Linked DNA regions of Homo sapiens: all the other regions are linked to region 1. The links are chromatin contacts, found by Hi-C or POLR2A ChIA-PET in ENCODE. All regions are on one chromosome and are shown on one strand. The core of a region is the stretch at or near the end of the contact, and the rest is flanking DNA. Distances in the headings are between cores, read along the strand shown. Region 1 holds the start of CCNK (cyclin K). Region 2 overlaps TCL6 (T cell leukemia/lymphoma 6). Region 3 holds the start of MARK3 (microtubule affinity regulating kinase 3). Region 4 holds the start of XRCC3 (X-ray repair cross complementing 3). Region 5 holds the start of BAG5 (BAG cochaperone 5). Region 6 holds the start of EIF5-DT (EIF5 divergent transcript). Region 7 holds the start of TRMT61A (tRNA methyltransferase 61A).

The links. A loop is a pair of places that touch in the nucleus more often than their neighbours do. ChIA-PET counts read pairs that join two places held with the same protein, here RNA polymerase II (POLR2A). Pooled maps may share reads with other maps.
Region 2: a loop to region 1 is called in a pooled map of posterior vena cava, with 11 times the contacts of the local background. The contact joins the enhancer-like site here to the promoter of CCNK in region 1. A Hi-C loop is called at or near these places in 1 of 37 single-sample maps with no recorded cell type and 4 of 50 pooled maps.
Region 3: a pooled map shows a loop between it and region 1 (15-fold over the local background). The contact joins the promoter of MARK3 here to the promoter of CCNK in region 1. A Hi-C loop is called at or near these places in 1 of 37 single-sample maps with no recorded cell type and 5 of 50 pooled maps. POLR2A ChIA-PET finds 5 or more read pairs at or near these places in 1 of 52 experiments (activated CD8-positive, alpha-beta memory T cell).
Region 4: a loop to region 1 is called in a pooled map, with 14 times the contacts of the local background. The contact joins the promoter of XRCC3 here to the promoter of CCNK in region 1. A Hi-C loop is called at or near these places in 9 of 50 pooled maps.
Region 5: a pooled map shows a loop between it and region 1 (13-fold over the local background). The contact joins the promoter of BAG5 here to the promoter of CCNK in region 1. A Hi-C loop is called at or near these places in 5 of 50 pooled maps.
Region 6: a map of ascending aorta shows a loop between it and region 1 (18-fold over the local background). The contact joins the promoter of EIF5-DT here to the promoter of CCNK in region 1. A Hi-C loop is called at or near these places in 1 of 168 maps with a recorded cell type or tissue (ascending aorta) and 9 of 50 pooled maps. POLR2A ChIA-PET finds 5 or more read pairs at or near these places in 1 of 52 experiments (CD4-positive, alpha-beta T cell).
Region 7: a pooled map shows a loop between it and region 1 (22-fold over the local background). The contact joins the promoter of TRMT61A here to the promoter of CCNK in region 1. A Hi-C loop is called at or near these places in 4 of 50 pooled maps.

What each region holds. Positions count from the first base shown.
Region 1 is chr14:99,479,282-99,483,211 of GRCh38, forward strand. CCNK (cyclin K) reads left to right here and starts at 2,128. Exons shown (of 11, transcript NM_001099402.2): 1 at 2,128-2,198. SETD3 (SET domain containing 3, actin N3(tau)-histidine methyltransferase) reads right to left here and starts at 1,578. Exons shown (of 13, transcript NM_032233.3): 1 at 1,447-1,578. RefSeq lists enhancers at 709-1,210, 2,019-2,388 and silencers at 1,059-1,258, 1,369-1,828.
Region 2 is chr14:95,660,514-95,664,207 of GRCh38, forward strand. It overlaps TCL6 (T cell leukemia/lymphoma 6), which reads left to right. Exons shown (of 8, transcript NR_028288.2): 4 at 1,967-2,151. Among named protein-coding and RNA genes, the nearest start is that of TCL6, 10 kb to the left of the region's middle. RefSeq lists an enhancer at 2,758-2,837. Within about 2 kb of position 1,403, at least 6 of the 41 ENCODE cell types and tissues checked have a DNase peak (open chromatin) inside an H3K27ac peak, as active enhancers do.
Region 3 is chr14:103,383,532-103,387,291 of GRCh38, forward strand. It overlaps MARK3 (microtubule affinity regulating kinase 3), which reads left to right and starts at 1,884. Exons shown (of 18, transcript NM_001128918.3): 1 at 1,884-2,549. The coding sequence starts at 2,499. RefSeq lists enhancers at 709-1,700, 1,701-2,690, 2,631-2,820 and a silencer at 2,161-2,350.
Region 4 is chr14:103,713,805-103,717,810 of GRCh38, forward strand. XRCC3 (X-ray repair cross complementing 3) reads right to left here and starts at 1,647. Exons shown (of 10, transcript NM_005432.4): 1 at 1,620-1,647. ZFYVE21 (zinc finger FYVE-type containing 21) reads left to right here and starts at 2,006. Exons shown (of 7, transcript NM_024071.4): 1 at 2,006-2,175. The coding sequence starts at 2,038. RefSeq lists an enhancer at 448-1,133 and silencers at 1,330-1,589, 1,670-2,239, 2,430-2,509, 2,610-2,679, 2,740-2,819.
Region 5 is chr14:103,560,771-103,564,898 of GRCh38, forward strand. BAG5 (BAG cochaperone 5) reads right to left here and starts at 1,887. Exons shown (of 2, transcript NM_001015048.3): 1 at 1,846-1,887; 2 at 1-422. The coding sequence starts at 394. COA8 (cytochrome c oxidase assembly factor 8) reads left to right here and starts at 2,190. Exons shown (of 5, transcript NM_001370595.2): 1 at 2,190-2,354. The coding sequence starts at 2,232. RefSeq lists enhancers at 492-1,005, 1,105-1,154 and a silencer at 1,495-2,144.
Region 6 is chr14:103,333,376-103,337,555 of GRCh38, forward strand. It overlaps EIF5-DT (EIF5 divergent transcript), which reads right to left and starts at 1,285. Exons shown (of 1, transcript NR_158216.2): 1 at 1-1,285. EIF5 (eukaryotic translation initiation factor 5) reads left to right here and starts at 862. Exons shown (of 12, transcript NM_001969.5): 1 at 862-885; 2 at 1,014-1,222; 3 at 2,278-2,557; 4 at 2,661-2,742; 5 at 3,302-3,474; 6 at 3,741-3,852. The coding sequence starts at 2,486. RefSeq lists an enhancer at 318-437 and silencers at 758-1,177, 1,318-1,367, 1,478-1,717.
Region 7 is chr14:103,527,316-103,531,100 of GRCh38, forward strand. TRMT61A (tRNA methyltransferase 61A) reads left to right here and starts at 1,881. Exons shown (of 4, transcript NM_152307.3): 1 at 1,881-1,946; 2 at 2,635-2,994. The coding sequence starts at 2,664. RefSeq lists silencers at 1,808-1,857, 1,868-2,037.

The DNA of each region.
Region 1 (3,930 bases), core at 878-3,377:
TTGCAAACTACTTTCTTAGGCCGAAGAAAAACTCCTCGGTAAACTGTTGGAATTTCACCAAAGTATCAATCACGGCAGCCCTTGGGACTAATCCAGTACTGCTGGACTTTCACGCATGGTAGCCCGTATAAACACAGTACATACAGCAAGGTTCAAGCAAGTCTTGGCAAATTTTAACAGTGGAGAGGAAGACTGCTTTATTTTGCTATATTCTTGGGTTAAATGTATTCGCTTAAAATAATAAACACTTCTCCGAGATTATTACTGGTTAGTTCAGTTTTGAAATACTGGCAAGGTCATTTCAAGAAGAAAAACGGGAGAGGGAGAGGTATATTTTACATAAGATAAAATTCACACTTTTCAGTGTCCGGTTCTGAGTTCTGACAAACGCATTTATAGTGGCCTCATCAGCACCACAATCAGGCTACGAAGATGGGGTAACTCTTCGAGGATTCTTAAAAGCAAAATTGATTTGTCAGCATACTTTAAAAGTATTTTTGCTTTTGAAACATCACCTTATTTATTTAGAAAAGCAAAATAACACGGTCCGAGTGGTCCTAACCCGCGAATGCCTTTGCAACACTGAAATGCCCTCCTCCCAACACCGGCCGGGCAGGGGTGAGCCCCGCAGCCAGGGGCGCGCGTCACTGTCAGCTCCTTTTCCCAAGTGGAGACCGGGAAAAGACAAGAGTTGCATCGCCGGGCTGGAGCCACGAGGAGGAAGAGTTAACGCCGGAATGACAAACTCTAAAGCACCGAATTGCCTCTCCCTAGTAGGGCACTGCGCGTGTGGAGCACGGCCAGGGGCGCGTGGGAAGAAAGACGACCTATTTCCTACGTCCGTCTTCCTAACTGGACGGCGCGGGAGGAGGCGGGGGCTGGTCCCCGGGCACCCTGGTGGGCACCGAGAACTCGCAGAGAGGAACATAAAACCGCACAGCCTTCCCCGAGCAGCGGGGTGACGGGAGGAAGGAAGGAAATGGGAGCGCGACCCGGCCGCGCGCAGAGCCGAGCCGACTAGCGCGAGGGGCCCGGGCCCCACCCGAGAGCAGGCGCGAGGGCCGGGGACAGCGGGGCAAGCTCGGGGAGAGCGCTGCCTGCACCTGGCACCACCTCGAGACCGGGTGGCGCGGGGCCCGGGAGCGTGGGCGCCAGAGGGGACAGGGCAGCGGCGAGCGCGCGCCTCTCGCCCCGCAGGGCGCCCGGGCAGAGGCCGACCGGCGCCCTCCGACCCCGCCGGGCCCTCCTCGCCCTGGCCCCCGAGCGCACACCTGCCCCTTCAAGCCCCGGGGCCACAGCGGCCGGCGGGGACCCTGGCGGGGGCGCGGGCCGGACTTCGGCCGAGGGGCGCTGGCCAGGGCGAGGGACGGCCTCGCAGAGCTCGGAGACGCGGCGCGAGTTTCCCCCGCGGGCCGCGCGGGCGCAGAGACCGCCGCCAGCACTCACCTGCCCGCTTCCCCTAGCGCAGCGGGAACGACGTACTCCGGCCCGGACCCCGCCGTCCGCCTCAACCAACCCCCAGGCGGTGGCGGCGGTGGCGGCGGCGGCGGCCGGACGGGAGGGGCGGGACGGCAGCCTGAGACGGCCCCGCGACCGCGGCCCAACGCTTCTCCTCCCGCCCCGGACCCCGCCCCCGGGCCGCAGCCGCCGCCGTTCATTGGCCCACGCTTCGGACGCATGGGCGCGGCCCCGCCCCGCCACCCAGCCGGCGTTCCGTTCGGGGTCCTCCCCAGCCAGTGGGCTGGCAGCTCCCGGGGGCAAGAGCGGCCGGCTCAGCCGCCGCCAACCACGATGTCGCAACTGGCTGCGTTCGCCCCCGCCAGAGCTTTGATTGGACGAATCTCGACCCGGGCCCCGCCTACGCGCCCAAGTTCCGTTAGCAGGTTCGGTTGCTCCAGAATGCCTTTTCGCCCCGAGGGGCGGGACCGACGGGATGGGCCCTGTGGCTGGCTCCTCCCTCTGTAAGCAGCAGCCACTGACCCGCGGGGCGGGCGGGGAGGAGAGCGGCGGCTCGTTCCTCTTTTGAGAGCTCTGCTTTCTTCCCATTGGTTGACAGGCATCCTACTCTCTCCGCCCCTCCGGTCGCTTGGTGGCGTCTCAGGACGCAGCGTGATGACGTAGGTCCCCGACATTCCATATACAAGATGGCCGCAGTCGGCAAGGAGAGACGTCGCTGAGGGGCTTGCCTGAAGCGAGGGGTGAGTGACCCACCGACTGAGGGCAGCGCCGCCCACCTCCCGCGTATCTGGAGGTCGGAGTAGGTTATGGCCAACCGCCGCTATCCACTGGCGGAGTCTCTCTTTCCGGATTCTGCCTCCCTCCGCTAACCTCCGGTACACATTGAACTTTGCGGGCGACGCGGGGTTGTGGGGCGGGCGTGTAGAGAGGGTCTGAGGCGCCGGGGCGGGGCAGGGAGGCCGGACTCACCCTAGAACTGGTAGCGGCCCTCGCACTGGGGGGCAGTCAGAGTTGGGGAACTTTCTAGGGGTTGGGCAAAAGGGGCAGCGGTGTTAACCGCGCACAGTCTCACAGCCACAGACTTCTCATATCTCCCCGATTATTTCGCGGCGTATTAGTCCCAACCTTGGCTAGGCCTGAAACTTTTTGGAGGTTGTTCCATGTCTAGGGTACTCCGACTTTGGAGTTTTGGAGAGCCACGTAACGAGGGTGCGGCTAAGATGAGGAAAAGGCACTTCCGGGATTAGATTTCGTTCTTGCCCAGACATCGTCTTTACGGACCCGCTCCTGGTGGTTGATTTGGTTTGTTATGAGAGAAATTGTTCTTTAGAAAATTGGAGCGTAAGTCTAGAGGTTATGTGACAGCTCCTAAACGATTGTCTGCCCAAGATAGGCTCGGTAATGCTCCCTAAATTTAGACTGCCAGTTAAACGGAGCTTTCGCTAAGTCATCTGAGGTTAGGAACTATTTCTAAGAGCATTTCTTAAGGGTGGTCTTCTGTGTTTTTAAGAGAAACTTGGTGATGTTTGTGTATCTCGATCTAAATCGCTGTTTACAGATACCTAGCACAATGCCTTGCAGTTGTAGGTGCCCGCTAAAGGTTTGTATGAATGATGTTGCTAGAATGAAAGCGAGGAGCTTTCAGCGCCTAGAACACTGCCTGACGTTTAATAAGCCCTCTGTATTGCTGAATGAAAGAATGGATGGATGATGGTAGTGGTAGTAGTATTGATAGACATTTGGATTAAAGTGCCCTTAGGATGCTTACCTGTTAAATAATCTTGACTATGAATATAATAATTATCCAAGATTGTCTTATTCAGAGTGACCACCGCTGGTGTCTTTTAGGGTTTTTTTCCCTCTTTTATCTCATTTCGATTATATTGTGATGCATTATTCAAGCATATTAGTTGATTTCTGGGCAAATCCTGTTTAAATTTGTTCCATTTTGAAAATGTAGTTTGCACTAACAAGCAATAAAAACTATTCGAGTTGTTAATGAGGTTCTTAAATTTTAAATGCTGTTTCTAAAATTGAATGTCATAAAGAAAAATTGGTCATAGCTGTGGCCTATAAAATGGGCTAGTTCATTTCAGGACATTATATTTGAAAGCAGTGACTCTGCTGAGTGTCTGAAAGGGAGGACAGTGTTTTCTGCTTGTTTTCTTTAAAATTGGATAAGGACAAAAAAATCTAGAGGAATTAAATTCAAGGTAATTGAGGAGATTACAGAGTGATCATATTTTTAAGCTCAGGTAAATTGTATACCAGAGTATTTGCAGATGACTTTATAAAATCGTTATTCTTAGATTTTGAAAAATCCTAAAAGTACAGTTAATGATAGAAGACTAGAATCTGGTAAATGTCTGTTTTCACATAGAACCATTCGATGGCTCTTGGCTACTAGGAACCTATTAATAATCTGTTTTAGAATCTTGTTGGAAGAGCCAACAAGTTTATGAGTACTTGGGA
Region 2 (3,694 bases), core at 153-2,652, 3.8 Mb before region 1:
TAATGGGAAAGGCGAACATCTCGTATCCCCCACTTCCCTCAGCAAAAAGAGAACAGTGCCGCAGCCACAGGCAAGGTGGGTTAGAAAACCTGTCTGCTGGCAGATTATTGTCTGTAACTTGCCTCCTTAGTTCTTCCAACACTCTCTCCTTCCCCCTCCTCCCCTCCCATGGTCCAACCCTGAGGGTTCCAGCAGCAGCTGGGAGGTCTCCGATGTTATCTCAGAGCTCCCAATCTGCTGACATTTGAAAATCTTCTGGCTATAACTTGCTCACTTAGCGGCTGCTGCTCTGCAGCCCTGAGCCCTCCTAAAGGAGACCCTACACAGAAGAGTACAATGTAAACAGCCGTCGCCAGAGTCCCCCCAGCCAGAGATAGCCCTTGGGTACATTTTGCAATATTTTGTTTTGTTTGCTCTCAGACCGGACTTGCCCCCCTTTTTAGCACAGCCCAATTCTACTACGTATACTCCCTCCTTGTTCTTTTTGTTTGGCATTATATCCTAAGCATTTCCCTGCATCATCCAAGCTCTGTGGGATGTCATTTTTAACACCCACACAGCGTCCTCTGGTGTGGTTGTATGACAAGTCACTTAACTATTCCACACCCAAAGCCTCCCCTTTTCCAAACTCTTCCCTGGGACCTCCTGAAGGTAACAGCAAGATCTGAGCAGCGCTGGATGGATCCTGCTCTCAGTCCCCTGTCTGGGAACAACGCTGAGCCTTAACAGGGATGTCAGCTTCCTAGGGCTGCTGTAACAAATCCCACAAACTGAGTGCCTTCAAACATTGTCTGGTAGTTCTGGAGGTCAAAGGTGCAGAACGAGTTTCACTGGGCTGAAACCAAGGTAGGGCTGTGCTCTCTCCTGAGGCTTTAGGGGAGAATCTGCTTCCTGAACTTTTCTAGCTTGGAGAGCTGCATTCCTTGGCCCTTCGTCCCCCTTGCTTCTCTTCCAAGCCAGTAGTGTAGCATCCTCAGATCTCCCTCTGCTTTCGTCTTCACGTTGCCTTTCCTTTTCTGCAGTCAGATGTCCCTCTGTCCCTCTTATAAGGACATTTGTGATGACATTTAGGGCCTATGTGGGCGATCCAGGATCATCTGTAGATCTAGAACTTAAACTTTTTTTTTTTTTTTTTTTTTTTTAGATGTGGTCTCACTCTGTCACCCAGGCTGGAGTGCAGTAGCACCATTTCGGTTCACTGCAACTTCTGCCTCCTGGGTTCAAGCGATTCTCCTGTCTCAGCCTCCCAAGTGGCTGGGATTACAGGTGTGCACCACCATCTCCAGCTAACTTTTTTGTATTTTTAGTAGAGACAGGGTTTTGCCATGTAGGCCAGGCTGGTCTCGAACTGTTGACCTCAGGTGATCTGCCTTGGCCTCCCAAAGCGTTGGGATTACAGGCGTAAGCCACCGCGTCCGGCCACATTATTCTTATTTGCAAAACAAATACTTATCTGGCATCAAACAGATACTTTGCATCCGGCAAAAACAGGTGGAGGTGACTGAAGGCGAATGTGGGAGGTCATGGTGGGTTAATGATCGCCAGCGCTGTCCGGTGAAATCAACCACCTGTGACAAAGGTGGTTTTTCACTTTTACTGAACAAGCATGCTATTCTACAGTAAACTCCTTAACAAATGTAGCTTTTCAAGGTCCTTAGGACTATTACCTTTCAATATTATTGGGAAGTTCTTTGCTCTTCTTAGCAGACTGCGAAACTCAACTTTGTGATGACAAGATACAGAATAAATGCATATTAACTGAAATTCTAGGCTCACACCTATGTGAGCTTTTCTCTCTCTAACAAGATGTCAGGGCCGGTTCAGGGAGTTCATCTCCAGCCACCTGTGCTAATCATCGCCCATCCTTTCCAAGTATCTAATGACACTCCCAACCAAGGTCTCTATAATTTCCAGCCAAAAATGAGTTACAACATATGGAACATCTAATTTTCTGTTTCCATTCTAGTTATTTTATTCTTATGAGCTTGTGGGCTCCATCTACCAACCTCTGGGCAAATGCTCATCTGACTTCCATAGACACACAGCAAGCAGACAACCACACAAAGAGGAAGAGGGAGAATATTTACCAGCCATGGAACATCTGCTCTGTGCTTATATCTCATATGCATTATCTCTAATTATCAAAAGAAGGTATTATTATTATTATTGTTCCGCATTCACAGATGACAAACTGAAGATCAGATTGGTTAAATACTTGTCCAACATTAACTTAGCATTTGGGCATCATAGTTGGAATTAAAACTTGGGTCTGCTCATCTCCAAAAACACCCTAAGCCTTACCACACTCATGGGACACAGCTGCAGCTGCAGGTTCTGAAAGGAAAACTAAAACTTCAGAACCCAGTTCACTATGCCAAAAAGGCAAAAAAAAAAAAAAAAAAAAAAAGCCAAAAGCTGAGTCATGCAAGAAGCTGACTTTCCTTTTGCTCCTAAGTAGATAGCTACAGATAAAAGGTTAAATAGCTCCACAGGTAGCTACTGTATGTTCACCTTATCTTACGTAAACTGCTGATTTATTGAGCATGAGACAAATACGTAATTGACTATCCCCTACCTACTCCGTTTCCTTTGCAACATGTGGATTCAGTCATGTGACCATACACTGCCTTTCTCCTCTCCAGCCTACTTTTCCACTTTAAATATCAAAGCCCTCAAAATCATCTTTGGAGAAAGGCACAGACTAGCGACTGTTTCTGTGATTTCGTGTCTTTTTACTTCCAGACATGTCCTTAACCTTGGCACAACAAATCTCTAAATCGATTGAGACCTGTCTCAGATACTTCTTGGTTTACAAGATGGAGGCTGAAATTAAAGAGAAAGATCCTCACTCAACTCACAGAGGAGCAGAATGGGAAGAGGACTTAGTGAGAATTCCCTGAACACAGGAGAAAACCGAAGCCCAGAGAGTGGATGGCCAAGTCCAAGGTCACACAGCCAAGTGCATCCGAGCAGCGCAGGATCCAGGTTTCCTGCCCCAGTGCTCTTTCTGCAGCCCATGCCACCTGTTTTCATGCTATCTCAGTTCACCTTCCAGCTACACACCTGCAATCAGAAACAGAAAGTCTGAGAGTGTGTGTGGAGCCAAAGAGGGGACAGCAGTGGTGAGGCCAGTTTCATGTCTTGTGATTTATTTTCTCCCTTTCTTTTTGGACTTTAATCTTAAGTGGACAGCAATTTGGAACAGTGTCAGCACCTTGTTGGATTGTGCTGTTTGGGAGAGGTGACACAGAGTATTTTAAAAGAGCAGGTTAAGAACTTTTCACAAGGAATCAATTGAGAGAAAATAAAATAGAAACAGACTGTCCCACATTTGGGCTGAGCACCAAACACATTTTTTTTTTTTTTTTTGAGACTGAGTCTTGCTCTGTCACTCAGGCTGGAATGCAGTGGCGCGATCTCGGCTCACTGCAGCCTTCACCTCCCGGGTTCAAGTGATTCTTCTGCCTCAGCCTCCCAAGTAGCTGGGATTACAGGTGCCCACCACCATGCCAGGCTAATTTTTGTATTTTTAGTAGAGACGAGGTTTCACCATGTTGGCCAGGCTGGTCTTGAACTCCTGACCAAGTGATCCACCTGCTTCGGCCTCCCAAAGTGCTGGGATTACAGGCACGAGCCACCGCACCTGGCCTCAAACAAGCTTTTTAATTGCATTCAGAAGTGCACCAACTAGGCA
Region 3 (3,760 bases), core at 634-3,133, 3.9 Mb after region 1:
TTTAGCAGAGATGGGGTTTCACCATGTTGGCCAGGCTGGTCTGAAACTCCTGAGCTCAGGCAATCCGCCCACCTCGGCCTCCCAAAGTGTTAGGATTACAGGCGTGAACCACCGCGCCCGGCCCCTATTCACATTTTAAATAGAACCACTCTTGGCCCCCTGACCACTCCTCTCTGAGGGTTAGATGGGAGCCCTGAGTGTTACCTTAGTCCTCAGGTGTTTTAACATTGGGAGCCTCTGGCCTCTCTGGGAGTGAATCTGGCGTTTAAAGATACATATATTTGGCCGAGCGCAGTGGCTCACGCCTGTAATCCCAGCACTTTGGGAGGCCGAGACGGGCAGATCACAAGGTCAGGAGATCGAGACCATCCTGGCTAAGACGGTGAAACCGCATCTCTACTAAAAATACAAAAAAAATTAGCCAGGCATGGTGGTGGGCACCTGCAGTCCCAGCTACTCGGGAGGCTGAGGCAGGAGAATGGCGTGAACCCGGGAGGTGGAGCTTGCAGTGAGTGGAGATCGCGCCACTGCACTCCAGCCTGGGCGACAGAGCGAAACTCCGTCCCAAAACAACAACAACAACAACAACAACAACAAACATATATTTCGTGGAGCAAGAAATGTCTCAAACATAGCAAGAGAGTTGGGATGCCAACGGACCAAAGGGAAAGCAAGCATGACATAGCCCCCCACTACAAGGGCTTACCTATTATCCAAGCTTTGGGAGCTAGGTTAGAATCCCAGCTCTGTCGCTAACCAACCTGTGTACTTTAGCCAAGTCACTGTACCTGTCTAGACTTCGGATCGCATGTGTGTCTGCCCATCTCATAGGGTTACCCTGAGGCTAAATGAGGTAACAAATGTCATGAACCCACAAGGTAGACTCGACTCTCGGTAACAGTTCGTGTCACCCCCATCTCACACTACTCTCCCTCTTCGGACCCTGCACCCATGGATTCCATCCACCGCTGGCCAGGAGCTGAGTAGAGGCACCGAGCACGTGAAGAGGTGAATGGGCAAGGAAGGCTTCCAGGTCAGGTAGCATTTCCAGTGTTCCAGCCTGCAGGCATCTACCGAGCCTGGCCCGAGGCTGGCACCCAGAGATGCTTCCAGTCTTCCAGCAGCAACGCACTGACTGTAAGAAAAGCCTGCTTATAAACCCCCTACAGGCATTTGGAAGCTGGTCCCTGGGGTCCTCTACAGATTCATTTCGCCCCCAAACCCATCCCCTTTGTGCCACCCTCGTTATTGCACTCTTCCATCCGGATGGCATTTAGCTGGGTCCGGGTCTGTCACCCGTCTGACCACCAGCTCCTTGAGGGCAAGAGGCGCCTGCTGCCCTCAGGGTCCGCGCCCAGCCCGCAGCTGCTCAGATCCGGAGACGGGAAGGTTTGTTGGCGAGAACCTGACTCCCGGGTCACAGTTAAGGATGCAAGAGCCCGGCGCCTTCCCGTAGCCCCGGCCCTGTCATTAATTAATGCTGGGGCTCCATTCGGTGCAGCGCAGTCCCAGGGATGCAACCGCAACTTTTGCGCACAATAGGCTCTCGATCTGTAATCCAGCCAACCCAGGCCTGTAGTGTGTAAATGCCAACTCAGCGGGAGGGCTCTGGCTGTCGCCCAGAGCCGTTTCTCGGCTCTTTCGCGGTTGCCGGCGCGCTCGGGACAGGAGGAACCCGCAGCCCGCGGGAGTCAGCGGAGACCCGACCAGCACTATCCAGCCCTCTGCACCGCCCCCGCGGCGAGGTCTGGACCAAGTCGCCCCTAGCAACAACAGCCGGGCCGGCTTTCTCAGGCCATGCTGATTGGCGGGACTCCGGGTGGCGGCCTGTCGTCACTTCCGGCAGCCGGAGGCAGCAGAGGAAGCCGAGGGGCGGCCATCTTGGCTCCGTGAGGCTCTGAGGTGCCGGGGTGCGGCGGCGGCAGCGGCGGCCAGCAGGGCGGAGGCTGAGGCAGCAAGCTCGCTAGAGAGGGAGAAGCAGTCGGGCGCAGGCGCCTCCTCCGCAGCCCGCTCCATGGTCGGCGCCCACAGCCCGCGGCGGCCTGTCTTGCGCTCCACTTCCTTCACATCCTCCTCCGCCTCCTCGTTTTCAGGCGCCGCCGGCGGCGCTGTGTGGAGGCCCGCGAGCTGAAATTCGCGGTGCGACGGGAGGGAGTGGAGAAGGAGGTGAGGGGGCCCAGGATCGCGGGGCGCCCTGAGGCAAGGGGACGCCGGCGGGCCGAAGCGCAGCCCGCCGCCCGCAGGCTCGGCTCCGCCACTGCCGCCCTCCCGGTCTCCTCGCCTCGGCCGCCGAGGCAGGGAGAGAATGAGCCCCGGGACCCGCCGGGGGACGGCCCGGGCCAGGCCCGGGATCTAGACGGCCGTAGGGGGAAGGGAGCCGCCCTCCCCACGGCGCCTTTTCGGAACTGCCGTGGACTCGAGGACGCTGGTCGCCGGCCTCCTAGGGCTGTGCTGTTTTGTTTTGACCCTCGCATTGTGCAGAATTAAAGTGCAGTAAAATGTCCACTAGGACCCCATTGCCAACGGTGAATGAACGAGACACTGAAAACGTAAGTAACCTGGGCGTTGTAGTTGGCGGACCTTCGGGGTGGCATTCGTGCTCCTCGGGCAGTGCCTTGCAGTCGGGTGTTCCCCCCAGCCGAACGCTCTGGAAATAGAGGGCAGGCCGTAGTCACCCAGGAGGCAGCCAGGTCGGACCGTTTCCTCCAGAAGTCTGCCGTGTCCCGCTGTTCGCGGGCGGGTCTGCGAAGTACATCGATTATGCCGGCAGTCTAGTCGGTTAATAAAGCCCAGGAGTTGCAGCGTTACGGATCGGTGCTTTGAGAGGCCAGGTTGCCGCGCAATGGATTGTGCAAACGTGTGTGTCAGATCACTGCAGTGGTCAGTGCTTATTTTAGCCGAACTCTGCTTTTAACTTGGTCAGGCAGTTCTTGAGAGACTGTCACATTAATAACATATGTTACCGGTGCTGATTAAGAGTAATCGATTGGGTCAAGTGGGCGGTCTCGTTCTTTAAGATGGTCTGGAACTAAATTTAATCACAGTCACTAAGTGTCCACTGAGGGATCTTTGCGGTCCCCTTAGGAATTCCAAAACACTAGCGCGCAGCCTTTATTAAGGCAGTTTCCTTTCCATACAAATCTTTTTTGAAGGAGTTGGTTAAACATTTTGAAAAGCAGATGTATAGTGAAGCTCTGCTCTGCCACTCACTGCCTAGCTGAGGGACACCCGCTGGGGGCTTCGCTGTCCTCCTTCCTAAAAAGAGATTGGCTTAGATGAGCTCTTAGGTCCCTTTCAGCGCTCACAGGCTATGGTTTTATAAAAGGAACCTTTGATTTTGTTCATGTGAAACTACAAAATGCCAGGAACAGCATTGCTAGAGAATGAGAACTTGTAGTAGAAATTCCATTGAAGAAACGTTTGACTCTGTTCGTTTTCTAACTCTGTTCTCCTCTAACACTGGGTTCAAAAGTGTTTCAATCTAGTTGTTGACTATATTCTGTAAAACATCTAGTAAATAATTTGTAAAGAAACTTCACTGGCCTTTCATTAAAAGTGTTATGAGGTAATTGCTGGCACGAAATGTCTTCTCTTAGGGAATGCTTCCTTGCTTTGAGTGTTTTCATGCTTTCAGTAATGTCCTGAGATGTTGTGGCCTAGTGGAGTTAATGCTTTCATTTTGATCTTCAAAAATGCCGCTTGTTTGCTGGATAGCTGTTTGATAATTTAATCCGTAAACGTAAACCATAGCCTAAAGCAT
Region 4 (4,006 bases), core at 397-2,896, 4.2 Mb after region 1:
GAACTCCGCAACCTTGGGAATGCCACTTAAACCTTGTCAGACACTCCCTTATGTGAGTTACTGACCCTGACTGCTGGACTGCAAAAACAGACATCAGCTTGAAGGTTGTGCAGATGCTTTGAGGCAAGCTATACGCTGCTGGCCTGGGAGCTGGACCTCGGTCCCAGCTTCTCAGAGAGCTCCCGCTCTCACGCTCTCCACTGCTACCAAGGCAAACCTCGAACTCTCACCAGATCTCACTCTCCAGGGGCCCGCTCCATCCCAGCAGAGCAACCGGACCCTGGCCGTTCTGCCACTCACCTCCCTGCCGTGAATGCACCCCATCCATGGAGGCCCTGCTTCCCTGCCAGGTGTCTTCACCTCCTCCCCTCTCCTCCCCTCTGAGCACTGTGAACCCGAGAACAAATCTTCTTTGACAATAAACCGTGTGATTCGTGGAATCATACTTTGATCATCTCCTTATTTCCTCCACACACAAGGACCCCTGCACTGCCAATGGCCCCAGGAGAGGGCAGAGTCAGCCACAGGGACCCCACCTCACAGGCTTCAACACTGCTGATGCCTGTCATCCCAGCACCGTGGGAGGCCAAGGCGGCCAAGGTCGCCTGAGCCCAGGAGTTCAAGACCAGCCTGGGCAACACAGCAAGACCTACTCTCTACCGAAAAAAAAAAAAAAAAAGAAAAATAGCTGGCCAGTGTAGTGGCGCTTGCGGTCCCAGCTACTTGAGAGCCTGGGAGGTCGAGGTTGTGCCTAGCTGTGAAGACGCCACTGCACTCCACCCCGGATGACAGAGCCAGACTGTCTCAAAAAAAACAATAAAAATTCACGCCTTGTAATAAGGAATTAAAGGCAGGATGAACAAACATTTTCTTCTTTTTTTTGTGTGCTTTCTGAGATGGAGTCTTTTTCTGTAGCCCAGGCTGGAGTGCAGTAATGTGATCTCGGCTCACTGCAACCTCCGCCTCCCGGGTCCTGGTTCAAACAATTCTCCTGCCTCAGCCTCCCAAGCAGCTGGGATTACAGGCACGTGCCACCACACCCAGCTAATTTTTGTATTTTTAGTAGAGACGGGGTTTCACCATGTTGGCCAGGCTGGTCTTGAACTCCTGACCTCGTGATCCGCCCGCCTCGGCCTCCCAAAGTGCTCGGATTACAGGCGTGAGCCACCGCGCCCGGCCTAAAGGATTTTCTTTCCAAATCAAAGTATTAAAATAACTGTTCAGACCTCTCCCACTTCGATGCGAAGCCAGCGCGGTCCCAGGCGGACGAGCGAAGGCATCGAAGGCCGGGGGCGCAGCCGCGGGCCCACCTCGGCCTCCCCTGAGCGGACGCCTCCCCGCGCGCACCGGGGGCCCCGGAGACCGCCTTCCCCGCTCCGAACGCACGCGGCCCGGCCCCGGCGAGGTGCCTGAACGCTACCCGAGCTGCGGCGGGGCTCCCGGGGTGAGTGCTGCAGCCCCAGGCCCGCCTGCTCCCACAGGCTCGGGCAATGGAGACCCGCGGCCGCCCCCGCCCCTTGACCCTGCCTCACCCCTCACGCCCGCTGCCGCCCACGACCTCCGACCCCGCTGCCGCCCGGCTCGCAGCCCGGCTCGCAGCCCGGCTCGGCGGGCCTCACCTCCCGCGGGTTCCGCACTCCTCTTCCCGCCGTCCTGCTCCTCTCGGCCTTCTCCTCCAATAGGCGCCTAGCACCCTGAGTGGGCTACACCAATCAGAGACGAAGCGGCGCTAACGTGACTGACTAACTAACCAATCCAAAGTCTCAATCTCCCTGAGAGGGGCGGAGCGTACCCGGGCCAGCCCTCGCCGCCGATTGGTGATCGACCTCAGGGTTGCAGGGGCGGTGCCCTTACACGGATTGGAGAGGGCAGCGATGGGGCGGAGTTCAAGCTCCGATTAGTCCGCGCTCCGTGGCGGGCTTGGCGATTGGACGCCGGCGCTGTCAGCCGCGCGCGGACCGGGGCGGGGCGGGCGGTGCCCCGGGCTGGGCGAGGGGCCGGGTGCGGGGCCGCTGGCCGAGAGGCTGAGGCGGCGTCATGTCCTCCGAGGTGTCCGCGCGCCGCGACGCCAAGAAGCTGGTGCGCTCCCCGAGCGGCCTGCGCATGGTGCCCGAACACCGCGCCTTCGGAAGCCCGTTCGGCCTGGAGGAGCCGCAGTGGGTCCCGGACAAGGAGGTGGGTGGCCGTCGCCCCGGCCAGCGCCTCCGACCCGCCCCGCCGCCCCGGCCCGGCCCCGCGGGCTTCCAGGCTCCCGCGACGACCCCTCCGCCTCCGGGCGGCCCCTTCCCCAGCCGGCCCCCGCCCCCGCTCTCTCCCAGGTTGGCCGCGTCCCCGGGCCGCCGCCTCAGGCTCCTACGCCCGCGGGGAGGGCGGGAGGCGCGCGGTGTCCCGGTGCGGGGGTCCCGGGAGGGCAGGAGGCACCTGTCCAGGGCGGGCGCCGGGAGGCGGGGTGCGGGGCGCGGGCTGGTCCCGGGGGTGGGTGCGGCCCTGCCCGAGGCCGGTTCGTGCTGGGCTAGCGCGTGTGGACTGCGTCCCGAGAGCTGGGGCTCGCTCCCGAGAAAGTGGAAGGCGGAGCGCCTTCCTCGCAGGCTCGGTGGGGAGGGCGCGTGCTGTCCGCGGAAGCGCTGGAGCTGGCGGCCCCGCAGGGGTCCCTCCCGGGAACCGGGGGAGGCGTCGGTGCCGCGGGCGGGTGGCCGGTTCCGAAGCCACCTCCTGCTCGGAAGGAGGGCCAGGACCCAGTCTGCGGGCCAGGCTGCCCCCCGTTTCCCTTCGTCTATACCACCCTCCACCTCGGAAGCGAGGTCGCAGTCGCCCACTGGACAGTTTGAAGGAGACCGCAGATTTGCACCCGTTTCCCATGGGCCCAGACACGGCAGGAGTTGCCCAGGCCACTCCTGCAGACATTGGGGCGTGGGCGTGGGGTCCCTGAGCCAGGCCATCCGCTGGGCCTCCCGTGGGGTTCCCTGTGACCTGATCGGAGGTGCCTTTGCCTCACACCAGCCCCTTGGCCAACTGGGAAGGCCCCGAGTGCATTTAATCCCACTGGCTGTGCGCTAACAGGTGTGTCCAGTTTCTGTTCTGTGGATTTTACCACGATAAAAAAAAAATTGGGGGAGAAAAAGAATTTTTGTAATATGACTTTCATACTTAACACGTGTTACAGATTCGTTTAATTCCCTCAGTGATAGAACTAAGCAGACGTTGGAACTAGGTTCAAGAAGTCAAAGTAGCACTAATTGACTGGGTTCATTGAAGCTTGGTTGGAGGCCTGGTGGGGGGTGAGCGGCCACAGAGCCTCGGGGACAGGACGGAATTCGAGTGACTCTGGGGAAGTGTCTCTGGCATCTACAGTGTACGGAGCCATCACCGGTCACTGAGCGTGTCCTGGAGAGTTGAGACCAGTGCTGCCCACCTCTCCCCAGTATCGCCACCATGAGGAGTCTTTTTAGACACTTTCCGCCAATCATCCTCCTTCATCTTTTTTAAAATTTACTTTTAAGTTGACACGTGAAAATTGTATTTATGGTGTAACGAACTCTTAATAGCACAGAAATACTCTACGTCTGTATGAACCGTAAGGAGCACGTGAGAAAGTGTGGCCAAGATGAGGCAGAGGTTTCCACCAAAGCACAATTTCTTTCTCCCTGCTGTACACATGCACTGATCTTACGGTTCTGTTTTATAGTGAACCACTGTGTTCCCCTCCTTCATTCTCTCTTCCAGAGCCCTTCTGGTATCAGCTGAATTGTTTAGCATTTTTCCCTGCCTTTCTTTGTGGCCTCTGCTGAGGCACTGTGTGGCAGTCCCGCGGTGACTTCCGACTGAGTGGAGTTGAAACACTTGAGTCAAGGTGGCACCCCTCGTGGAAGAGAAGATTCATTCCCACGCTGGCGTGGTGGCAGGATACCCCTCCAGAGCCCCCCACCATGTTTGGATGATTAACTGGGATCTGAGCAGCTGAGGGAGGTCCTAGCATTGGGTGGGCTTGGGGGACAGAGAAACCATT
Region 5 (4,128 bases), core at 637-3,136, 4.1 Mb after region 1:
GAATGATATCTTGGATGCCTTCTTCAAACTCATCAGTTACGCAGTTGCCTCCATTATAAAATGGCACAATTTTCTCTCTCACGAGGGACTGGGCTTCCTCAAAAATGTTCTGTATTTCAATCCGGTGTGGGTGGTTTGCATTCTGCTCCAACTCTTTGAGAAGACGTTCTGTCTCCTGTGCTGCCCGCTTCCTAGCTTGCTGAATATCTCCTTTTCCTTCAGTATCTACAGAGTCTATTTCAAAAAGCTGTTTTGTTAGAATCCTCTCCAGTTTCTTGTAATTCTTGTCATCTGACAGACCACTGAAGCCGATAACTTGCTGTTCTACACTTTTTACTTCCTTTTGGATTTCCTGAAGCCTACTAATAGAAGGATGTTGGTTTCCCATATCCATACTTTTGTTGTGTTCAGTTTCACAAGCACTAAAAGACGACAAGAATGATAACTTACTACAGCACAAGGCTTCTGCAGAACACTAATGGTATATTAAGTCATTCTAAAATTCTCATTTTAAAAAGGTATACTTCTGAGCAGTCATCCCACCTCAGCCTCCCCAGTAGCTGGGTCTACAGTCGTACACCACTACGCCCAGCTAATGTTATTTTTAGTAGAGACAGGTCTCACTATATTGCCCAGGCTGGTCTCAGACGATCCGCCCGCCTCCGCCTCCCAAAGTGCTGGGATTAAGGTGTGAGTCACCGTACGCGACACAAACTATTTGGAACCAGCAGGGCACCTTTATGAAAGGTGAAACAGTAGCTCTTGTAACCTTCCGAACACTAACAGTACCCCGCCCCGCCACACAGCTATGCCTAGTTTCCAGAAACTCTAAGCAAAAGAAAGAACCAGAACAAAAACCAGTGGCTCTCAGACATCCCCAAGGTCCCCGCTTCTTCGTTTCTCTCCATCCCTTTGTGCACTTCCCCTCCCCACCCTTTTAGCTCCTCACACATCTTCCCTCACAGAAGTCTCCCTGAAGAGATTAAAACCCCACAGGTAAAGAAGAGCGACCGGGACAGCGCTGAAGGGCACCACCTTGGGCTTTCGAGGCCCAACACCTCCTCAGCCCCCAACATGCTCCACTCTCTCAAAAAAAAACAACCCGCGAAAACGTGGTAACTATGAATAATTCATTCACTCGCCTCCCACTGGGAGTCCACAATGGCCTAATGCACGTTTCAAGCTCTTGGTTTCTATCAAACGGCTCGCTCAAGGTGGGTAACCAATGGAAACGCATAATCTATCCCCGGCGGATGTCCTGGAGGCCACGGAGGGAAGGCGGCCCGAGCTGCTTCCTCCCCGCCTCGCCCTTCCCTCTTGGCCCTTTACCCAAAAGAAGTCTGAATTGGATGCGGTCTTGGCGTCCCGTGGCTGAGGTGGCGAGGTGGAAGATCAGCCCTTTACGGGGTGCGGCACCGGAGCTGGGCCCCCAGCTGCATGCCTCGCACCCCTCCCGACTAGGTCTGAGCGGGGCAGCCGGTGAAGGGGCCGCTACTGGCTGCAGCAGCCGCTCCGGGCGTCTTGGCCCGGGTGCCAGGGCGCGCCTGCAGGACGTGACCTCACAATGGGCGCGCGAGGGGAGCTCGGCCCGGCCGGGGGAAGCCGGGGGAGGAGGGGAACCGAGGCCCGGCCGGAGACACCAGAGACCAGGCCCGGCCAGCCCCGGTCGCTTCCGACCCCAGGGGCGGGGACAGCGCCGAGACCGACTCTGCCCTGCCTGATCCGACAGGCCGCACGGGGCTGGGCGCTGGCGAAGGGGTGGCCCAGCGGGGAGCCCCGCGCGGAGGTGGTGCCCCACTCGTCCCCCCGAGAGAGGGAAAAGGCTACAAGCCGCGCTTCGCTCACCTGTCCCGCCCGCGCCATCGCGCGATGCGTCGCCGACGCTTCCACGACTTCCGCAGCTCCGGCAGTCGCCCGGGCCCGGCAGCCCCGCCCCTGGCCGAACACCCCTAAACCCGGGGACACCTCCTCCGGCGTCCGCGCCTAGCCGCCGGCAGCGCCACGCCCACCGCCAGCGGCGCAGCGAGGCAGCCTGGAGTGACCGCGACCAAGGAGCGGCCGCCCGGGTCAGCCCGCGCCGCCCGCCGCCCCCTCACCCCGTCGCACCGCTGGGAAAGCGCACGGTCGGCCGCGCCGCCGCGCTTCCTCGGGCTTCGCGACCCTGCCGTAAAGCGGCCCCTCGCGCCGTCGCAATGCTGCCGTGCGCCGCGGGAGCCAGGGGGCGTGGGGCCATGGTGGTCTTGCGGGCGGGGAAGAAGACCTTTCTCCCCCCTCTCTGCCGCGCCTTCGCCTGCCGCGGCTGTCAACTCGCTCCGGAGCGCGGCGCCGAGCGCAGGGATACGGCGCCCAGCGGGGTAAGCAGGGGCCTGGGGACATTGGGCCGGGAGGGGTGACCGGAAGGGAAGACAAACCCGGGCCTCGGGGCCACTCCCTGTTCTGCACAGCCGCCTCAGGCCTTTGTCCAGGTGCTCTCGCGTCCTATCCCGAACAGTCCCGCAGCCCCGAGGCTCCCGCATCAACGCCCTCAGTCGGATGGGACTGAGGGTGCCGCCGCCACCACGCCGGGGACTGTTGACAGCCAGAACCTTTAAGCGTAACAGAGTCACCTGGCAAGTTTGTACCTACCTTATTTGTTCCCGAGAATGATTATTTTTTATTTTTAAAGAGCTCTTGGCTTACCGTGCGTTTTTTTTCGTTGTGTGTGTGTGTGTTTTGGCTTTGTTACAATTATTAGTGCTTTTCTTCAAGCGGCGAGCACTTTATCATCGTACTTTTGTAGCACTTCACGTTGAATAGTTGTTATTTGCAAACTATGTGTGGGTATATGCATGTTACTGGCCAAAGATCCGCAAAGAATGTCTGTAGCAAGAATGTCTGTGGCAAGCAATTTTTATAAGTGGTACTTTTGGGAGGGATGTTTTGTTTAAGGGAGGCCTAGGCCTTGATTCCGTCTGTCAGATGAAAATGTTGACTAACGGTGTGGAATGGGCTGGAGATAAAATATTCAAGCAAAGCATGCAAATACCAAACAGGCTAATGAAGGAGGCTGGAAAACTTGGTTTAAACAATAATTAAAGAAGTATTAAAAAAGTGTTAATTAAAAATTGGACGGGCTCCGTGGCTCACGCTTGTAATCCCAGCACTTTGGGAGGCCGAGGCAAGCGGATCACGAAATCAAGAGGTGAGACCATCCTGCCCAACATGGTGAAACGTCTCTGCTAAAAATACAGAAATTAGCTGGGCATAGTGGCGCGCGCCTGTAGACCCAGCTACTCGGGAGGATGAGGCAGGAAAATCGCTTGAACCCGGGAGACGGAGGTTGCTGTGAGTCGAGATCGCGCCACTGCACTCCAGCCTGGCGACAGAGGGAGACTTCATCTCAAAAAAAAAAAAGCTAATTAAAAATTGCAAATGTACTTGCTTGTACATTTTCATTTCTGTTGGGCTGTGGCTGTTAGTACACTTTCATAATTGTAGCTTTGAAGGTCTATCTAGTTTACAATTTAAACAAGGAGTTACCAGGGCAACTTGCCAACCAGACACCCAAGTGGCTAGCTCAGTTCTGTGTTACAGTGACCAAGTCCTTGCCTTCTATCCCTAGAACATAGAAACCCACCCAGCATCTCTATCTTTGGGCAGAAAGATAGAGCAGGTGTCTGAAAATGCTCTAAGAGAGCAAACGGGAAATCAACCAAGACATTTCCCGGGCGGGGGGGATTTTCCCTAGCTTATTTTGTGAACTTGTGCTGGAAAGAAACAACAGCACCCAAATAAGGATTTCTCTATTGTCATATACACTTCTTTTTTTTTTTTTTTTTTTTTTTTTTGAGTTGGAGTCTCCCTCTGTCGCCCAGGTGGGAGTACAGTGGCGTGATCTCAGCTCACTGCAACCTCTGCCTCCCGGGCTCAAGCGATTCTCGTGCCTCAGCCTTCCGAGTAGCTGGGACTACAGGGGCCCACCACCATGCCCGGCTAATTTTTTTGTATTTTTAGTAGAGACAGGGTTTCACCTGTTGGCCAGGCTGGTTTCAAACTCCTGACCTCAAGTGATGCGCCTGCCTGGGCCTCCCAAAGTGCTAGGATTACAAGTGTGAGCCACCACTCTCAGCCTTAGACTTCTTGTTAAAG
Region 6 (4,180 bases), core at 35-2,534, 3.9 Mb after region 1:
TGGGAGAGCAGGGAGGCCTTCACCAGAAGGTGGGAACCCACCACGAAGCGCCTTCAGGAGGCCCCAGGATTCCAAACCAATTAAGGGCCTCCTCTTCCGAAAACGGGAGGCGACGCGCTGAGCTAAGCGCGCAGGCTGGGTTGCGGGCCGACACCGAGGCGGCGCGGCCTCGCGACCGCCCTGGGCGGTCACTGGCGAGTCACGGACTCGTTCCGCCAGCGGCCAATCCACCCCGAGTCCGAAACAGAAGACGTCCCTGGGATGAAAGACCCAGGCCTGGGGCTTAAGGTGGAAAAACAACTCATTCCTCGAGGCCCGGAGTCGGGCGTCCCGGGAGAACGGGAAAGGGAGATGAGCGCCCGCTGCGGGGAGAACGCGGTCGGGTTCCTCTCCCCGAAGGTGGCAGCCGCAAAAACACGGCCTCGAAAGCAGTTTCGAGGACGATGGCTCCTGCGTCCCGGGAGTCGCCATGACGCCGCGGCCTGTCCCAGACCCGGCGAGGGAGGGGACCAACCACCATCTCCCCCTCAAGGCCCAAACCGACAAAGAACGGCCCCCGGTACCCCGGCCCCGCCACCAGGGCCACTCCGGGTCTCGCGAGACCCAAGGGCTGCGCCGCGAAGACCTCTGGGAAAGGCGGGGGGAGGGGAGAGGAAGGAAGCGAGACCGGGGCTGGAGGCGGGCCGAGGCCGCGAGTTGAGCCTCAGGAAGCAGAAGGGGCGCGGAAAGATGCGATTGACGTCGCAAGCGAACCAATGACGAGCGAGCTGTGGCAGGCCTCCAGCCAATGGGCAGTGAGGCCTGACGCGGGGGGCGGACGCTGGGGCCGAGGGTAGCTTGAGCGCGGCGGCGGCGTTGTTCAGTCAGAGCGAGAACATTCCAGAGGTGAGTCCGGTGAAGGGGCGGCCCCCTGCCCGGTGCTTCCCGCCCCCTCGACCCCTCGGGCCGCTGGCTGGCGGGGAAGGTGCACTCCCCGACCGCCCACGGCTCACGGCGCCGTCTCTCCGCGCCAGGTCGCCCAGCTCCGGCGCTGACGGGTGTGGACCGCGGACGTCGCTGGGACAGCCCCTCCCCGCTGCTCGGCGGCGGCACCTGGCCCGGCCGCTCCTCGCTGCGCTTCGCCTCCGCCTCCTCGGACTCGGACTCGGGTTTATATCGCGCCTCACTTCATCCCAGTCCCGGGCGAGCAGCGTTGGGTTTATGTCTTTATTTGACGAAAACGGTGAGTCGCGGGCGCGGCGGGCCAGGAGATGGCGGCCGCACAAGATGGCGGCGGCCGCCGCGTGACCCCGCCGCGGCGTGTGGCGCAGTTTGGGCGGACGGCGGGCGGGCGCGGGCCCGGGCGCCGGCCGCCCCCTCCCCGCGCGCTCCCCGGCCCGGCCTCGCCCCCTCCCCGGCATGGCGGGAGCGCGTCGCGCGTGCCCGCCGCTCGGGCTGACTCAGGCTTCAGCTGCTGCATTTGTGAGTCATCGCGCGCTCTGGGGCGGGGGCGGCCCGATCCCGGCACCCCTCGGCCGTGTGTCGCTTCCCGGCTGTGCACCCTCCGGGGCCGCCGGCTCTCGGGGGACGCGCTGGGGATGGGGCCAGACGCCCCGGTCGCGCGCCCCCCTCCTTCGCGGAGCTGCCCGGTTCGCCAGCCCCCGCGGAAACGCCTCGGAGCGCGGTAGCCATGGGGACCAGGGCGAAGGTTAACCGAGTATTTGAATAGCGAGGAAAAGGGAGGCCGGGGCGAGCCTGGCGTTCGCTCGCGCTCTCTTGCTTAATGGCAAATTGTGGGCGAGCGCTGCGTTTAAGGAAGTGCTGCTTTGAAGTAAGCCATGGTTGCCGAAGCAACGATTAGTTGTAGAGAACAGTTCCCTAGGTTGCCCTTAAAAATGAAGACGAACGGGGGTGTGCCTGAGAAGTTTGCTTATCCAGGCGGGGTGGGCGGCGGAGAGGGCTCGGGTTCGTTCTTCAGCACTTCCAGGATGGCCGCAGAGGCAAACCTGCTGATTGCCCTCGGTCTGATGGAATCTCACGGCGGCTGAGGCAGCACAGCTTGTGTTTTCTTGTCAGGCATTTCCCTACCAGTCACAGCTTAGTCGAAATGGAGGCCTTTTTATGTTCCCGCAGATTGTACTGTGTTACATGAGAATGGCTGTTTGCATGTGATCTCAGATGCTTTTTAAGGTGGAGTTAAGCAGAAGCATAACTAGGATGTAAAAAGGAGGCGTTTCCATCCAGCGATGATGTTAAACCTGGGGGGATTTTTGTGTGTTCTTTCCCTTTTTCTTTCAGAGCTGTTGCGCAGCCATTGGTACCTGTATTGGGGAAACATAGCATACAAGCAAGAAGCTTACAGCCTCAGTGGCGAAAATTTTTTCATGTCAGAGACCGAGAACTCTTGCAGTCGTTTATGTCATCCCTTCTTCTCCAGACAGAAGATACCAAAAAGTTGCAATCAAAGATCTCTTCATCTTATTGATAAAGCCACTAATAAGCCAAAATGTCTGTCAATGTCAACCGCAGCGTGTCAGACCAGTTCTATCGCTACAAGATGCCCCGTCTGATTGCCAAGGTAATAAACTGCTCTTCAATTTAGTTGATAGCTCTTTTTGTAGAATTTTGAAGTTTGCATTTGTCAGGGGAAACTGCACAACTAAAATTCTTATTTCCTTTAGGTTGAGGGCAAAGGCAATGGAATCAAGACAGTTATAGTCAACATGGTTGACGTTGCAAAGGCGCTTAATCGGCCTCCAACGTGTAAGTAAAGCTTGGAAAAGTCCACAGGGCATATTATGGATAGAGTCTTCAAAGTCTTTGAGCTGCAAAACTTGTTCTAATTGTATGCTAGCTAATTACCTTACAAGTTAAGTGAGGAACCGTGGTTTATTGGTTGCCATGAGTTTACAAAACTACCAGGGGAACGCATTTAAAGAGTGGATGGCTGGGCGCGTTGGCTCACACCTGTAACCCCCAGCACTTTGGAAGGCTGAGGCAAGCGGATCGCGAGGTCAGGAGTTCTAGACCAGCCTAGCCAACATAGTGAAATCCTGAGTCTACTACTAATACAAAAATTAGCCAGGCGTGGTGGCATGCGCTTGTAGTCCCAGCTACTTGGGAGGCTGAAGGGGGAGAATCGCTTGAACCCCGGAAACGGAGGTTGCAGTGAGCTGAGACCACGCCGTTGCACTCCAGCCTGGGTGACAGAGTGAGACTCTTGTCTCAAAAAAAAAAAAAAAGTGGTGTTCGTACAAATGTGAGTGAGTAGCCAGAGATCTAGTTAACTGTAACGATCCAAACTCCTTTTTCATTCAAATAGATCCCACCAAATATTTTGGTTGTGAGCTGGGAGCACAGACCCAGTTTGATGTTAAGAATGACCGTTACATTGTCAATGGATCTCATGAGGCGAATAAGCTGCAAGACATGTTGGATGGATTCATTAAAAAATTTGTTCTCTGTCCTGAATGTGAGAATCCTGAAACAGATTTGGTAAGTGCTTTTGTGGTTGTCGAAAGAAAAAGCCATATACCTGCTTCTGTGATACCGCTAAGTCACCTTCCTGAGAAGGCAGAGCAAATGTAATTTTAAATCAAACACAAAACTCCAGTTTTCGAGATATTTCCATTCTTTTTTTTAAAGTAGGTCACTGTGTGAAAAAAGTTTTCTTTGCATGTGAAGCTGTCTGTGGTTTAGATGTCCTCTGATTAGATATTTTCATGTTATATTATGGATAACATTTGTTATTTTTTTGGCAGCATGTCAATCCAAAGAAGCAAACAATAGGTAATTCTTGTAAAGCCTGTGGCTATCGAGGCATGCTTGACACACATCATAAACTCTGCACATTCATTCTCAAAAACCCACCTGGTGAGTCTTCCATGATGAACTCCTAAGATCCTAAGATAAGTTACTAACTGTTGGGAACAAAATAGAAGGTTTTTTTGTAATAGGAATGTAAGGGAGACTGGGCACGGTGGCTCATGCTTGTATTCCCCGCATTTTGGGAGGCCAGGGCGGGCACATCACTTGAGGCCAGGAGTTCAAGACCAGCCTGGCCAACATAGTGAAACCCGTCTACTAAAAACACAAAAACTAGCTTAGCATGGTGGTGTGCTCCTGTAATCCCAGCTACTCCGGTAGCTGAGGCATGAGCGTCGCTTGAACCTTGGAGGCAGAGGTTGCACTGAGCTGAGAT
Region 7 (3,785 bases), core at 631-3,130, 4.0 Mb after region 1:
TCAGCTGAGGTAGGGGGGATTGGTTCTGCTTGAGGACTCAGGCTGGGGACTGGGGCAGGCTCAGATGGAGCAGGTGGGCAGGGCTGAGGAGGCTGCCTGGAGGAAGGGGCACTGGAGGAGTTGACCAGCCAGTAATAGACAGAGAGGCAAGAGGGAAGTCGGAACCAAGGGAAACCACCGCCGAGTCACCAAGTCCTACCTTAGGCCCTTATAGGCACCCGGCCCTGACTCCACACCAACCACAGCTGAGAGGCTGGGGAAGAGAAACCCAAGAGAAGTGGAAAGTCAGAATCCCCCAGGGGAGAAATTAGGGGGTGACTCAGGCGGGTGCATCATCAAGGGAGAGAAGCATCCGCTGGAACACAGGTTCGGGAGCTGTGGAGGGGGCTGTTTCAACGTTGAGAGCAGAAGGCAGGGAGGCTGTAAGGCAGAAGTAGAGGCAGCTGGTGGCCAGCGTGGTGGCCCCACAGGGACAGGAGCCCACAGAGAGTGGGAGGCCATGGAAGGCCTCTCACCAGCTTACTCCTGGGGGCTCTCAGCCGCAGCTAGGGCAGGGACACAGAGGGGCTGAGGTTGGACCCCTAGGTTTCCATGATGGACCCTGAGAAGCCAATGCAAGGGCCACAAACAGCCTGGCCTGGCCTGCCCCAGAGGCGAGAGAGTTGAGAGTGCTCTACAGGCTGCCAGGGCTCCAGAGGGGAGCTCGCTCTGCAGGAGCCTGGCCACCTCATCTTACCAGGCTGGAGTGGCTGAGTGACTGGGGAGGGTGCCCTAGGGTCATTGCTAACTGGCTTGGGTTCGGGCGCAGGCTAAACCCTAGGCTGGGTAGGGGGGTCTCTGTTCCTCTCCAAGCTCTGGTCCTGAGAGCTAAGAGCTGGAGGAAGAAAATCCGTGTCCCCTGCCCCCGCTCCCCTGCACACACACTCCACAGAGGAGCCAGCTGGGAATGGTGTTGCTGAGACAGAACGCCACTCCCGCTTCCCTGTTCTGCCCATCCTCCAGCAGCACCTCCTCCAGTCTCCTGCCCAGGCTGCTCACCAGACCCAAAAGTGGGCCCAAGTCATCCAGTTCTCATTATGCCTTGGTTCGCAGGAGGGGACACAGGACCCCTACTCCCTCCTAGAAGCAGCTCTGCACTCAGGACAACGTGCCCCCGTCGGGGGAGGCAGGGCCTGGGCGGAAGGCCACTTCTGCAGACTTTTCCAGGCCCCCATCTGCTGCACAGAGCTCTGGCTGACCCTAGCCCAAGCCTTTTAGAACCGCCCCTTGACCTGCGATTCCTTTTCTGGAATTCATTTTAGGGCCCAGTCAGGGGTGTTCCCAGAGCAGTCTGCAATAACAAAATGTCTATGGCGAAGTGTCCTCATAGAGGACTGGGCAGTGAGCCACGGGCCAGCCCTCTGGTGAACCCCCAGGGGCCGTCAAAGGGGTCCGGGACAGCAGTGACAGCCAGGCCTTGGCTCCTGCCGCCCTTCAAATGTGCCTGGGTGCGACGGCAACCCGCGGCCGGCGGGGCGGGGGGACCTTTTGTTTGTTTGTTATTATTTGTAGAGATGGTGGGGGTCTCACTACGTTTCCCGGGCTGGTCTCGAACTCTTCAGCTCAGAAGAACCTCCCGCCTCGGCCTCCCAAAGCGCGGGATCACAGGCGAGAGCCACCGCGCCGGCCGGCCGCCATATGGATTTTGTCCAGTCTTTCGATCTTCCAGCGACCAGCAAATGTAAACAGAGCAGCTCACATGAGGGAAGAAGTCGCCCAGGAAACGTCCTCTGGGAGGGGCGGGAAGGGCAGCCTGGCGCTCCCAGGATCCCGTGCGCGGAGGGGGGGAGGGGGAGGCGGAGGCGGGGCGCGACGTCATCAGCGGGCGCGGAGCCGGAAGTGTTGTGGCCGCCGCCGCCGCGCGTCGCGGAGGCACGTGTGGAGCCCCGGCAGCAGGAGCGTCGCAGGTGAGACTCCGCGGGGTACAGGGTGGCAGGGCGCGGGTGAGGGTGACCCGGGCCGGGCACGGCGCGCAGGGCCTGTCCCTCCAGCCTCGCATGGGCGGCCCCCGCCGGCCCGGCCTGGCCCCTTGTTGCCTCTGCATCGGCTGGGCGGTGTTTGCGTGGACGGCCAGCTCCGCGTCCCCAGCCCCTTACTGGGGAGCCCTGAATCCTCTGTCATACCCTGCCACCTAGCCCCCGTGGGGGAGACTGGGGTGAGGAATCAAGCCTGGCTTGGAGGTGACCTCATTGACCATTTGCCTCTCCCCCGCCGGTGGACACCTCGCAAAGGCGCTTCCTCATCTCACATCTTGGGAATGGGAGTCAAGCTCCTGGAGAAGGGTGATGGGAGGGTCGGGTCCTCACTCCGGGAATCCTTGGGACCGAACTCCGCCATTGCCAAGCCTCAGTCTTTTCATCTCTGATTTAGGCTCATAGTCCCTGTCTCTTGTCCTAGACCAAGAAAGGCTTCAGAGGCCAGGCCAGAGTGCAGCGCTATTGGGCTCCCTGTCAGGCAGTGGCAGAGACTGAGGCTGAGCTAGCCACACCCCGCCCATGCCCACTGCTGGGATGTAGGCCTCGAAGCCTTCTACCTAGACCCTAGGCCCTCATCCTGCCTCCTGACTTGCTCATGCCTACACACACCCCTCCCCAGGTCCTTGGCCCTTGCCAGACATTAGCACCATGAGCTTCGTGGCATACGAGGAGCTGATCAAGGAGGGTGACACGGCCATCCTGTCACTGGGCCATGGTGCAATGGTGGCGGTGCGTGTGCAGCGTGGGGCACAGACCCAGACCCGGCATGGTGTCCTGCGGCACTCAGTTGACCTTATCGGCCGCCCCTTCGGCTCCAAGGTGACGTGCGGCCGAGGTGGCTGGGTGTATGTGCTGCACCCCACGCCCGAGCTCTGGACGCTGAACCTGCCGCACCGCACGCAGATCCTCTACTCCACAGACATCGCCCTCATCACCATGATGTTGGAGCTTCGGCCCGGCTCTGTGGTCTGTGAGTCTGGTGAGTTCCTCAGGCTGCCTCAGTTTAACGCAGAAATTGACACAAAGGTGGAGGTCAGAGCCTCCAGCCTGCCCTTCCTACAGACACATGTGGCTCCTCAGTTTCTATTTTCACATCTTTCCGGGATGCTGACAGCAGGGAGTGAAGGTGGAGGCAGAGAAGCCCGTTAGGAGGCTGGTGCTGTAACTGGAGTGAGAGGTGGTGGGAAATGGACCAGGAGGAGCTGGGGAGGACTGGTGCTCTAGTGAGGGTCCTGCTTGCCTTGGTGGGGCGTGGCCAGCTTGATGCTTGGCGCTGTCCTAGGTACTGACCGTCAACCTCTAGTCCTCCGTGCTGATGGTGAAGCAGAGAGAGTTGCCCCTTCTGGAAAGAGGCCAGGGCTACCCCGAGGAGCTCACTGTAGGTGGGGAGCCTTCCCCATCCTCATCCATGATCAGATCCTCACCTGCTACCAATGAATGTGAGCACCATTGTTGAGTCCAGGGCCTGGGCTGTGGGAACCCCTGCACATATACAGGTGCTGGGGCCGCCCAGTGTGGCGATTGAAGCCAAGATTGGCCCCAGGCGCTGATGCATCTAGGTTGTTGGTGGCGTGTTCCTCCCGGGCAGGAGAGCTAGGGTCCAGGTTCACGAAGAGTGCCTAGCACTGCCATGCTGGCTTTCTGAGGGCTGCAGGTCACCATGTCCCTCCCTGGGGTGTCTGGGTGGGAGGGGTGGAGAGCAGGACTTAGCCAACTCCATCAGCTGCTGCTCCTGTGCATCCTGTGGTGGGTGCTGGCCTCTCCGCCCCT